4 separate regions of the Homo sapiens genome follow, and all the other regions are linked to region 2. Evidence: chromatin contacts called from ENCODE Hi-C or POLR2A ChIA-PET data. All regions are on one chromosome and are shown on one strand. The core of a region is the stretch at or near the end of the contact, and the rest is flanking DNA. Distances in the headings are between cores, read along the strand shown.

Region 1 (2,956 bases), core at 246-2,745, 600 kb before region 2:
GGGAAGCCGAGGTGGGCGAATCATGAGGTCAGGAGTTCAAGACCAGCCTGACCAACATTGGTGAAACCCCATCTCTACTAAAAATACAAAAATTAGCCAGGCATGATGGCGTGCGCCTGTAATCCCAGCTACTCAGGAGGCTGAGACAGGAGAATCGTTTGAATCTGGGAGGTGGAGGTTGCAGTGAGCCGAGATTGCACCACTGCACTCCAGCCTGGGTGACACAGCAAGACACTGTTTAAAAAAAAAAAGGAAATTTCATTGCCATTGTGACCACATTGACAGGTGGAGCTTTTTTTTTTTTTTTTTTTTTGAGACAGAATCTTGCTCTGTCTCCCAGGCTGGAGTGCAGTGGTGCTATCTCAGCTCACTGCAAGCTCTGCCTCCCAGGTTCATGCCATTCTCTTGCCTCAGCCTCCCAAGTAGCTGGGACTACAGGTGCCTGCTACCATGTCCGGCTAATTTTTTTGTATTTTTAGTAGAGTTGGGGTTTCACCGTGTTAGCCAGGATGGTCTCGATCTCCTGACCTTATGATCCACCTGCCTCGGCCTCCCAAAGTGCTGGGATTACAGGCGTGAGCCACTGTGCCTGGCCGACAGGTGGAGCCTTTAAGAGGTAATTAGGCCATGAGGGCTCAGCCCTCTGAATGGACTAAGGCTATTATTATGGGAGTGGCTTAGTTTTAGAGGGAGTGGGCTCCTAATACAAGGATAAGTTCGACCCCAATTCCCCACTCTGTTTCATGTGCTTGCTTGCCATGTGATGCCTTGCATCTCTGGCTTTGGCCATGGGATGAGCCTCACCAGATGCTGGTGCCATGCTCTTGGACTTCCCAGCCTCCAGAACCCATGAGCCAAATAAACATCTTTTTAATAAATTACCCCATCTGTGATATTCCATTTAGAGCAACAGAAAATGAAATAAGACAATTTTTATGTGAATTCCTAATTTATCCATCCATTCACTCATCCATTCATCTGTTAATTTGTTTATTTACCATCCATTCAATTATTCATCACATACTCACTACCTGCTGCTGGGCTCGGCATGGGAATAGGGAAAAAACAGTAAACATGAAACTTGCTCTTTTTTCTCCTAAGGCCCAAAATGTTCCTGATGCCTACGTAGAGCTTCAGTGCTTCAAAATAGCTTAGTATCTATGTTAATATTAGCGTAGTTTTCAGAGACTTCACAAAATGGAATTTTAAAATTGTTTTTATTCTTCTGTTTTTTGTCTTTATTTTTTAACTTTTTTTTTTCTGCTCCCACTTCACTGGGATTATTTTATACTCCTTTAGCAGTCCCATGTAGATGTTTCTTGGTAGTCAGCCCTCCATCACAAGTGATTCAGGAATCCCAGCCCTTTCCATCTGGTGGCTTCATTCTCTAGGGCCTCAAGTTCTTTACACCTAGCTGGCTGGCAGGGGAAGAGAACATGTGGAGAAACACACCCATTTCTTAACTGCCTTGGCCAGGAGTGAGATACATCATTCCGATTGCAAGTATCAGTCACATGGCTCCACTTGGAGGTAGGGAGGTACTAGGAAATACAGTCTCTTGCTGGGCAGAGACTTCCTGGTTACAGTTCTATCACATGAGAGGACTCGTGGTGTACAATTAGCTGTCTCTGCTGCAATACCCAAAACACTTGCATGATTTTGCAGCTGTGAGTAAGATTATTTCGACATAGATAAATCACTGCTGGGATTGCTTACTTTTGTGGTCTAATACTTATATAATACTTAAATGTTTAAGTCTTTCAGAGATTATCTTCCTCCATCTAATTTTTTTTGTTTTGTTTACCTTATTTTTCTTTTTTTCTGATACAAGGTCTTGCTCTGTCACCCAGGCTGGAGTGTGCCATGGCATGATCATGGCTTACTGTAGCCTCAACCTCCCAAGTTCAAGCAATCCTCCCACCTCAGCCTCCTGAGTAGCTGGGACTACAAGCCTGTGCCACCATGCCTGACTAATTTTTAAAAATTTTTTTAGAGATGGGCGTTTCCCTGTGTTGCCCAGTTATAACATATATAACATATGTATTATATATGTTATATAATACATATATATATAAACTCCTTGGTTCAGGCTATCTTCCCACCTAGGCCTCCCAAATTGCTGGGATTACAAGGCTGAGCTACAGTGCGTGGCTTTTTTTTAATATAACAAAATTTATTTATTCAGTGTCTGCTAAGTGATTCTCTTTGGAGCAATGCTTAATTACAGTATAAAGTTATGACATGACATTTGTATCCATTGGTCCTATTAATAAACATCAGTTGCAGAGTATGAAGTTTGCAGTTACAAAATCTAAGTTTTTTACTGAGTAAAACTGAAAATGGCTAGCATTTACATAAAAATGGACAATTTTGCAAAATAGAAGTGATAATGGCACACAGTCCTAATTAGAAGGCTTACTTTCCTAAGAGCATGTGAGTGCCAGTGTATTTTCACTAGGTTTTGTCTTTTTGACATCTGCTTTTTTACAGTGCTGATGATTTCTGTTAATTTCATGAATGACACCTTTATCACATTTCAATCTATGATCTTTTTTTTTAAAGTTTTGTCTTAAGGCTTCAGTGTCTTCATTTGGAAAATAGTGTCATCATCCACAAAGACCTGGTAACAAACAGTGCATAGAAAAGTCATTGAGGACCGGATGCAATGGCTCAGGCCTGTAATCCCAGCACTTTGGGAAGCCGAGGTGGGCAAATCACATGAGGCCAGGACTTCGAGACCAGCCTGGTCAACATGGTGAAACCTCGTCTCTATTAAAAATACAAAAATTAGCCGGGCATGGTGGTGCGCGCCTGTAATCCCAGCTACTCGGAAGGCTGAGGCAGGAGAATCGCTTGAACCCGGGAGGTGGAGGTTGCAGTGAGCCGAGATCGTGCCATTGCACTCCAGCCTGAGTGACAGAAGGAGACATTGCCAAAAAAAAAAAAAAATTACTGA
Region 2 (3,060 bases), core at 480-2,979:
ATGGCTATGTAACAATGTAAATGTACTTAATACCTTGAAATGTAAACCTAAAAGTAAGAGGATAAACTGTATATTTTACCAAAATACAAAAAAGAAACCATAAAAATAAATTACCATTCATTATGAGAAATGAGAAAGAAAAGTAGTGACGGAGAACAGGTTAACTTTTTCCTGAGTGCTATCTTAGCTGAGCTCTGCACCTCTTCTTTTAGTGAAATAAAGAAAACCACACCCAGAAGGGTAATCTTCTTGACCACTCCTCCGCATACCGTTGCACTCAGCTCTGCCTGAGTAAGGGGTTGTACTTAGGTCAGTTTCATACCACATGCACTGTCAAGCCTCGATGTCACGTGTCACTTTTAAGTTTGAATTAAAAAGAAAAATTTTGTATAGAAAATACTCTGCATCACAAATGAATCATCTTGATGTAACTTAGGCAAAAATTATATTGGCTTCTGAATCTACTGGCATATTAATTCTTTATCCTAACAGCAAAATTAATACCTCTAACAAAGATCTTAGAGAACATAAAATGTAACAGAAGAAGCACACAAGGCCGGGTGTGGTGGCTCACGCCTGTAATCCTAGCATTTTGGGAGGTCGAGGTAGGCAGATCACCTGAGGTCAGGAGTTTTAGACCAGCCTGGCCAACATGGTGAAACCCCCTCTCTATAAAAATACAAAAACCAGCTGGGCATGGTGGCACATGCCTGTAATCCCAACTACTCGGGAGGCTGAGGCAGGAGATTCGCTTGAACCTGAGAGGCAGAGGTTGCAGTGAGCCGAGATCATGCCACTGCACTCCAGCCTGGGCCACAGAGAGAGACTCCGCTCCCCCATCCCCCACAAAAGGCACACAAGCATTGATTACAGAACCAACTTGTTTGAAAAACCAAAAAAAAATTCCAGATGTATCTGTAATCCCAATTTGTAATGAATCCTGATATTTTGTCCATTGTGATTCAAAACTCAAAAAATGTTAAACCTTCCCCCTAATGTCTAGTCACCAGTTCCCCAGTGTTAAAAGCAGGTAGAATACATACAACTTTCTAAGAAGCGTCAGTCCCAGAGAACCTGCCTTGTGCCTACAACCCCCAGGTCTCGCCAGCAATCTCAACACAATCAGATTCAAGGAGACAGAGGCGCAGGCACAGCCCTTTCATCAGCTGACCAGGAGTGCTCGGCCCGGCCTGCCAGGAACCTCTTATCAAACTCCACCGGCTGCCTGCATCTACAATTCAAGTCCATGGCTAACCTTCTGTTAGAGACAGAAATTCTGCTGCAGCCAGCAAGTTTGCTGGTGTACAGGGCACCGCTTCATGGGCCTAGTAGGAAGCGAAGCTGAAAGGCAACTTCCGAAAGCCAGTCTCCTCTCCCAAACGCCCTTTAATATCTCCCCAGTTGGATCTGGGGCGCCTGTGGTTTCGGACCCTTAGGAGCTCTGAGAACTGGTGTGTGTGGTCGGAAGCCATCTGAGTCTCCCTGTGATTTGGACTTTTTAAGAAACTTCTAAGTTGTATTACTATACCCTTTAAAAACAGACGGAAGCAGTGTAAAAAGGCCTCTAGTTTTTAGAAAAGACCGTAACTACTGGGGAGGGGGCTCACAAAGAAAAAGACTGCAGAGAAAAGCATCAAAATGGTGTTTTCCTAACGCTCCACAAAAGGGTCAACAAGTAACAAAGAGCGGCGAAAACCTCCTCCTATTCCTATCGTCTTCTGCGTGTGAGAAGAACCCTGTTCCCCAGGAACTGCCCCAACACCTCGAGCAGGTGCCTCCCCTCTCCAATGAAGCCTCTCCCGTCCGCCCGGCCCAGAAACTGGGCAACTTACTGGTTTCGGCATTTTCGGTTTCTGGTGAGTATCCTCGATCCCCGAAAACACGACTATCCAGCAGCAGCGAAGACGCTGTCCCAACCTGGAGTCAGAGCAGAACCCTTAGAGCGCCCGCCCGCCCTGCCTCGTCCTCCTGCCGCGCCCGACACTCGGCGCCCGCAGCGCGCTGCCGCTTAAGAACCGGCCAGCCCGGGCCCGGGTGAGTCAGCGCCCCGCCCAGCACTGCGGGCATGGGGAGGGGGCACGGGCGGGGCGGGGCCGGGCCGGGCCCCCGGCGAGGAGGCGCCCGAGAGCGGGGGCGCGCGCCCAAGGGGCAGCCGGCGGGCACTGGAGGTGCCCCCCAGTTGGGGGTGGGTCCGAGGAGAGGGGGTGCGCACCCAGGGGACCCCCAGCATGAAGGGGCTGGTGGGGGGCGCAGGCCCGGGAGAGAGAGGGCAGGGGGAACACTCAGTGGGGAGGATCGGGGGGAGGGGGCGCGGGCCCCGGGGAACACTCGGCCAGGAGGGTCAGGGGAGAGAGCGCCGGCCGGGCGGGGAGGGGTCTGGGGGACACTCGAGGTGCACCCAGCGGAGAGAGGCGGAGAAGAGGGGGCGCGGGCCCAGGGATACCCGGCGGGGAAAGGCCCGGGGAGAGGGAGCGCGCGCCTGGGAGAGAGAGGGCGAGGGGCAGGAGGAACACCTAGGAGGAAGGAGTCCCGGGACAGCCAGCGCGAGCCCGCGGGGCACCCGACAGGGAGGGGTCAGGGGAGAGGGGGCACAGGGCGGGCGGGGGGGCACTCGCTGGGGAGGGATCCGTGGAGAGGGGGCGCGGGCTCGGGGTCCGCCGAGGAACTTCCCGGGGCTGCCAGGAAGCCCGTGAGAAGCCGAGCACTCGGCAAGTTTCACTTTGTGTAGCAACCGTTGCCCCGCGGCTGCAGTCACAACCGTCAAGCCTTTGAGAAACTCTTTCAAAAACTGCAACCGCTCGGGAGCCGCCGAGGGACGGCGCCCAGGCACCCAGGCTCCGCGTTTCCTTCGGGAGAGACCTGAGGGGACCCGGCGCCGAGGGGAAGGTCGCGGGGCCGCGGGCCGGCTCAGCTCCACCTGCCCCGGGGGTGCCGGGCGAGAACCCCGCGCCGCGCCCCCTAGGCTGCCCGCCGCACCTGCCGCCGAACCCCGCCGCCCGCCCGGGCCCTCCACCAGGAACCCCCCGCCCAGAACCCCCGTCCCGACCCCGGCCGCCGCAC
Region 3 (3,122 bases), core at 422-2,921, 530 kb before region 2:
ATCTCGGCTCACTGCAAGCTCCGCCTCCCGGGTTCACGCCATTCTCCTGCCTCAGACTCCGGAGTAGCTGGGACTACAGGCACCCGCCACCACGCCCAGCTAATTTTTTGTATTTTTAGTAGAGACGGGGTTTCACCGTGTTAGCCAGGATGGTCTCGATCTCCTGACCTCGTGATCCACCCTCCTCGACCTCCCAAAGTGCTGGGATTACAGGCGTGAGCCACCGCGCCCAGCCATGAGTGTTGAATTTTAGGATACTTTTTTGCTTGTATTGCAATAATCTTTTTCCCTGCTCTTTACTCTTTTAGTATGATGAATTATATCTAATAGATTATATTTCTAATTAGTAGACAAACAGATTTTCTAATAACCTCTTAGAACTAGTTGTGGCTATTATCACTTTTTAAATATTCTGATTGAGTTTGTGTAATACTGCTGTAGGCTATTCCTGAATGTTTGGTAGAACTCGTTTGTAAACTATATGGCCTGATTTCTTTGTGGGATGATTTTAAACTACAGATTCATTTTCTTTAGTGGTTATAGAACAATTTAGACTGTCTTTCTTCTTGAGGTAGTTTTGTTAAATTGTGTTTCTTAGGAATTTACTCATTTCATATGTTATCTAATTTTATAACATTAAGTTGTTCATGGTATTATTTTATCTTAAGTTTCATGGTGTCTGTAGTTAGTTGTAGCCCTCTTTTCATTGTCAGTATTTATTTGTGCTGCTCTGTCTTTATCTATCTTGCCAGAGCTTTGTGTCTTTGATTACATTTTGCAAAGAATCAGTGTTTGGCTTTGTTTAGCTTGTCTAATTTTTTTTTCTTTTTATTTATTTAATTTCTGTTTTTACTATCTTCTTCCTTTACTCTCTTTTGGTTTATGCTGTACTTTTCTAACTTCTTTAAGTTGAATGTTTAGCCCCTTAATTTATAACATGTTTTCTTTTCTAACATAAGTTTTATAACATTTTATAACAGTTTCTTCTTTTATAACATAAGTTGTTGTTGTTGTTTTGTTTTGTTTTGTTTTTTGAGACAGCGTCTCATTTTGTGGTCCAGGCTGGAGTACGGTGGTGCAATCATGGCTTACTTCAGCCTTGACCTCCTGGGCTCAAGTGATCCTCCTACTTCAGCCTTCTGAGAAGCTGGGACCACAGGCATGTGCCACCATGCCTGGCTGATTTTTTAATTTTTTGTAGAGACGGGGTCTCACTGTGTTGCCCAGGATGGTCTTGAACTCCTAGGTTCAAGCAGTCCTCCCACCCTGGCCTCCTAAAGTGTTGGGATTGCACATGTAATCCACCATGCCCAGACTAACATAAGCATTTAAGGCAATGAATTTTCTTTCAAAATACCACCTTTGCTATAGCCAAGAAGTGTTTTGTTTTGTTTTGAGACAGGGTCTCACCCTGTCACTGGAGTGTAGTGGCGTGATTAATGGCTCACTGCAGCCCCCACCTCCTAGACTTAAGCCATCCTCCCACCTCAGTCTCTTGTGTAGCTGGGACCATAGGCGCATGCCACCATGCTGGCTAATTTTAAAATTTTTTGTAGAAACGGGGTCCCACTGTGTTGCCCTGGCTGATCTCGATCTCCTGGGCTCAAGCATCCACATCAGCATTTGTTATTTTCTGACTCTTTTAGTAATAGCCATTTTAACTGGGGTGAGAAGACATCTGCTTGTGGTTTTGATTTGCATTTCCCTGATGATAGTGATGTGGAGCACTTTTTCATGTACCTGCTCTCCATTTGTTGTCTCCTTTTGAGAAATGTCTTTTCAGATCCTTTGCCCATTTTCAAATCAGAATGTCTTTTGCTGTTGAGTTCCTTATATATTCTAGTTGTTAATCCTTTGTTGGATGAATAATTTTGCAAATGTTTTCTCCCATTCTGTGGATTATGTCTACTTCGTTGATTGTTTCCTTTGCTGTGCAGAAGCTTTGTACATTTTCATTTATTTTTCCTTTTGTATTGTTTTTCTCTTTCTAGGGGATTGATTTTGGTCTCCCCTGCTCCCACCTCCCTTCTGTTTTTACCCCTCCAGTGATTTAGAAGTTTTATACTTTATTTCTAGTTTTTTAGTGATTGCCCTTTAAATTTTACCATGCTTACCTAAGATAATTAAGTATAAGGTTGAGTATTTTAACTATCCTTCTAAAACAATATAAAGGCCTTAGAGTACTTTTGGCTCTGGTCATCCTTGTTTGATCAAATTGTCTTTTTTTTATTTTTTAGTTTTCTACCTTCCCCCCCACATTTGTCATAGACACAGTCTAGTGGTTAAGCACATAAACTAGAAACTGAAACCGGCAGCCTGGTGTGACACCCAGCTCTGCTGCCTACCGGATAGTGTCGGGCAAGCATTTAACCTGCCTGTGCCTCAATTTCCTCACCTATAAAATGTGGACAACAAAAGGATCTTTCTCATAAGGCTAAGGCTTTTCAATGAGAAATATAGTACCTATAAAGCATTAAGAGCTATACCTAGAAGTTGATAAGTACTGTGTATTAATATGAGTCTGCTGTTTCTGCTTTATTGTTCTGTTTTGAACAGACATTGTTTAATTTTACCTACATATTTAACAATTTCTTTTTTCGTTGTTTCTTAGACCTTCCTTCTGAGACATTTTCCTTCTACCTGAAGAATATTGTTTAGATGTTATATTGCGAGGTCAGTTGGCCTTAAATTTCAGCTGTTATTCTTTTGAAATGGTCTTCTTATTTCACTCTAATTCTTAAAAGACAATCTTTCTGGGAATATAATTGTGTTTTCTTTGAGTGCTTTGAAGATACTATTTCATTGATTTTGGCAGCCAGTGCCGCTGTTGAGATGTCTCTGTCATCTAATTGTCATTCTTTTGTAAGCACCTGTCTTTTCCTTTTGGCTACTTCTGAACTCTTCTCTTGGTGTTTTTATTGTGCACTTTTACTAAAGTGTGCCCAGGTGTGGATTTCTTCTTTATTTCTCCTGCGTGGCATATATTGTGCTGCTTCTTGTGTCTGTGCATTTTTTTTTATCAGTTTTGGCAAATTCTCAGTTGTTATGTCTTCAGATATTTCTTTTCCATTTTCTCTGTTCTGTCCCTTTAGAATTTTAATTAGATTTGTCCTTTTTTAATC
Region 4 (2,897 bases), core at 398-2,897, 880 kb after region 2:
CACTAACGAATAAATTAAAAAGACAATACTATTTTGTAAAAAACGTTAAAACATAACATTCCCATACACACCCCCAAAAGGCACAGACTCAAAAAGTCCACATACCCCTGGTTTTATCAACCGAGCTCTTGAGAAAAAAAAAAAAAGTTAACAACATATATTTTAATTGCATTACAAATATGAGTAAATAGTAAATAAAAACAAGCCTGTTTCAGTTTCCCACTAAAGGGCTATTTTCCTTGTGAACTTTGACCCCTAAGGGAAATCAAGAAAAGTATCAAGTCTAAAGATCCTGAACTGTTCCACAGTTAGGTTACTGCTTTTTTGGTAACGCACACCACAACGGTGTGCCTCCTCCTCTCCCACCTGAAGTCAAGTGGGCTCAGTGAAGTTTCACCTGCAGGGTAGCTGGGGATGCAGGGAGTCTCCAAGTCCTAGGCTGGAGTCCCGACCCCGTTTGCTCTCAGGAAGATGACAAGGACCATGGTTCCTAGCACGGAGTAGTGTCCTCCTGTCTCCCACCTTCAGTGTGACCTGGCAGTAAGACACCACTCCCACTTCTATCAGGAGGTGACCCTGACACTCAGAGACACCTGCGGACCCGATGATGTCTGGCCACCAGTGGACAGGCGCTCTCAGCCCTCCTGCAAACGGCTGGCACACCTACCTGAGAGACCAAACATTTCCCCAAAGCACATTATACAACAAGAACAATTTCAATTTGCAAAAAAAACGAGTGACACAGTAGAGCTTTCTTTTCAGGCCCTACAATTCACCAGTGCTGGCAATATGTGTAACGGAATGTGGCTCACAACAGTAAGGCAAGCTCCTTCGCAGGACCCCAAGTTCCCTGAGATGACAGAAGTGTGTTCAAACCCATCGAGGCACTCCTTCTACAATGAGGTAGACCATGTGTTTAAAAGAGAGACTATCGTGCCTGGAAAACTCGGAACCGGTACAAATACGAAGCGAGTTCTCCTCCACGGAGAGGCCCGTCCGTATGGGGCCTGGCTCCCTGGGGTCGCCTCTGCCGGGGACTGCCTCCCGCCGCTCAGCCTGGAACCTACCCTTGGCCAACGCCTCCTGGTACTTCTCCTCGGTGACGTTCAGGTTGTTCACGTAGGCCGCGTGGTGCTTGCTGTGGTGCAGCTGCATGATCTGCGCGTTGATGTGAGGTTCCAGGGCGCCGTAGTCGTAGGGCAGGTCGGGGAGGCTGTGCTTCTGCCTGGAGCCCAGATACCCCAAAACCGGAGCCAGCTGCCTGCTGGTGCTGAAGACGAGAAAGCACAGCCCGGTCAGTCAGCGCCGCGGGACCGTCTACGCAGGCTGGGCTGCCGAGGAACGGCAGCGCGCGGCGTCCCCCGAGTCCCCGCGTCCCCTCCCTGCGGATCCCCGCTCCAGCCGCCGCGCCGGGCACTCCCGGGAGAACCGCCTGCAGGTGCCCCGGTCCCGCCAGGCCCGGTGCGGCCACTGTCGCCATTGCCGCGGAGGCCCTGCCCGCCGCGAGCCCCTTCGCCCTTGGGGCCGTGACCGGGTCCCCTTTCTTCTCACCCGCACACTGCCCGGCTCAACATGCTGCTAGTGCTGGTGCTACCGCTGATGCCGCCGATCTGCTGAAGCCGCTGCCGAAGCCACCACAGCCACGAGTGCCGCTCCTGCGCCGCCCGCGGGCCTTAAGAAAGCGCGGGGAGCAGGGCCGCGACCCCAGCTGCGCCGCAAGGGCACCGCCGCCCCGCCCCCCCCCCCCGCGGGCCCCGCCCCGCGCCCGCCGCGCCCAACCCCGGGGGTGCCCTGCGTGCCTGTCCCGCCCGCCCGCGCTTGCCGTACACCCCGCGCCCAGGGCACGGGAGAAAGGAGGCTGCAGGCTAGCCTCGGCCTCGGCAACCTCGCTGCCTGTCTGCCGTACTTGAGTGGCGCGCGGCCGAAGGGAGGCGGCCCCTGCCCCCGTGGAGTTGGTACGGCCCGAAGGCCCTGCCTCCGGCTCCGCCCCTGAGGGTGCCGGCGGGGATCTGGCTGCACTAGGCGGCTGCGGCGCCTGCCCCTGAGTTTTGGTTGCGCTGCCGGGGGGCCGCGGGGTCCAGAGGCCTCACTGCAAAAAGACATTCATACCCTCCCAGGGCCCCCGTGGCCGTTCCTAGGGAAGACGGGGCCTAGCTGCTGGTCAGCGCCGCCCAGCCGGCCTATGAGCTGAGGGTAGAGCCAGCGCCCTTCCAACCCGTATTCAGTACTCTTGCGCCGTACCCTTGCTTTGCAAGTAAGCCGACCTTGGGACCTATTCCAGGACAGGAGGCACACAGACTTTGTCCCCACCGGCTGCCTAAGAACAGTTCTTGGACACCCACGACGTGCCCGAGACTGCAGGCAGGATTTGCACACATTTATCTTTATTTTTACCCCTAGGGTTGGTATTATTGATTCTAGTAATAGTGAAATCCTTTGAGGTTAAGCAGCTTCTCCTGGGCACAGTTAACTGAGTCAGGACTAGTTCCCACCTTCCTCACTACTAAGCCCTGGCAGTCATGTTTTGTGTGTTTACAGTAACTCTGTGAACCAACTGTTCAGGATAACATAAAAGGACAACAGAGGATTCTTTCCTGCGCTGTCTTGTAGCCTAGTAAGCTGTTAAGTATCAAGTGCTCTCTCAACAGTTAAACAACAATCCTGAATGGTGTGAATCTTCCATGTGTAGAGGTTAGGAAATCTACACTGCCATTGGCGGGAGTTGCCCCTTTATTGAAAAGAATATGATGGAAGGTAGCAGGTGCTGAACCGTTTCCGTTGCTTCTTGCAACCCCCGTACAGCCCTCCGAAGGATGACTAGGCTTCCGGTAAGTGGAATGGGAAAACAGTCAGGCGAAGAGGAACCACCTGAACTTGGCTTCACAACAGGAAGGGCT

What was found. A loop is a pair of places that touch in the nucleus more often than their neighbours do. ChIA-PET counts read pairs that join two places held with the same protein, here RNA polymerase II (POLR2A). Pooled maps may share reads with other maps.
Region 1: a pooled map of ovary shows a loop between it and region 2 (1.9-fold over the local background). The contact joins the enhancer-like site here to the promoter of EZR-AS1 in region 2. A Hi-C loop is called at or near these places in 2 of 168 maps with a recorded cell type or tissue (breast epithelium and gastrocnemius medialis), 5 of 37 single-sample maps with no recorded cell type and 13 of 50 pooled maps. POLR2A ChIA-PET finds 5 or more read pairs at or near these places in 3 of 52 experiments (AG04450, GM10248 and GM12878).
Region 3: a loop to region 2 is called in a pooled map, with 5 times the contacts of the local background. The contact joins the enhancer-like site here to the promoter of EZR-AS1 in region 2. A Hi-C loop is called at or near these places in 2 of 37 single-sample maps with no recorded cell type and 2 of 50 pooled maps.
Region 4: a loop to region 2 is called in a map of naive thymus-derived CD4-positive, alpha-beta T cell, with 6 times the contacts of the local background. The contact joins the promoter of SOD2 here to the promoter of EZR-AS1 in region 2. A Hi-C loop is called at or near these places in 1 of 168 maps with a recorded cell type or tissue (naive thymus-derived CD4-positive, alpha-beta T cell), 1 of 37 single-sample maps with no recorded cell type and 10 of 50 pooled maps.

Annotation. Positions count from the first base shown.
Region 1 is chr6:158,217,861-158,220,816 of GRCh38, forward strand. No RefSeq gene overlaps it. Among named protein-coding and RNA genes, the nearest start is that of GTF2H5, 51 kb to the left of the region's middle. Within about 2 kb of position 1,496, at least 3 of the 41 ENCODE cell types and tissues checked have a DNase peak (open chromatin) inside an H3K27ac peak, as active enhancers do.
Region 2 is chr6:158,816,250-158,819,309 of GRCh38, forward strand. EZR-AS1 (EZR antisense RNA 1) reads left to right here and starts at 1,730. Exons shown (of 3, transcript NR_102425.1): 1 at 1,730-1,856. EZR (ezrin) reads right to left here. Exons shown (of 14, transcript NM_001111077.2): 2 at 1,833-1,917. The coding sequence starts at 1,844. RefSeq lists enhancers at 138-187, 1,051-1,220, 1,703-1,752 and silencers at 1,963-2,162, 2,303-3,060.
Region 3 is chr6:158,288,565-158,291,686 of GRCh38, forward strand. It overlaps a transcript of TULP4 not described here. Among named protein-coding and RNA genes, the nearest start is that of TULP4, 22 kb to the right of the region's middle. RefSeq lists a silencer at 2,351-2,400. Within about 2 kb of position 1,672, at least 7 of the 41 ENCODE cell types and tissues checked have a DNase peak (open chromatin) inside an H3K27ac peak, as active enhancers do.
Region 4 is chr6:159,691,594-159,694,490 of GRCh38, forward strand. SOD2 (superoxide dismutase 2) reads right to left here and starts at 1,648. Exons shown (of 5, transcript NM_000636.4): 1 at 1,552-1,648; 2 at 1,068-1,270. The coding sequence starts at 1,574. RefSeq lists an enhancer at 891-960 and silencers at 1,331-1,510, 1,711-2,000, 2,681-2,850.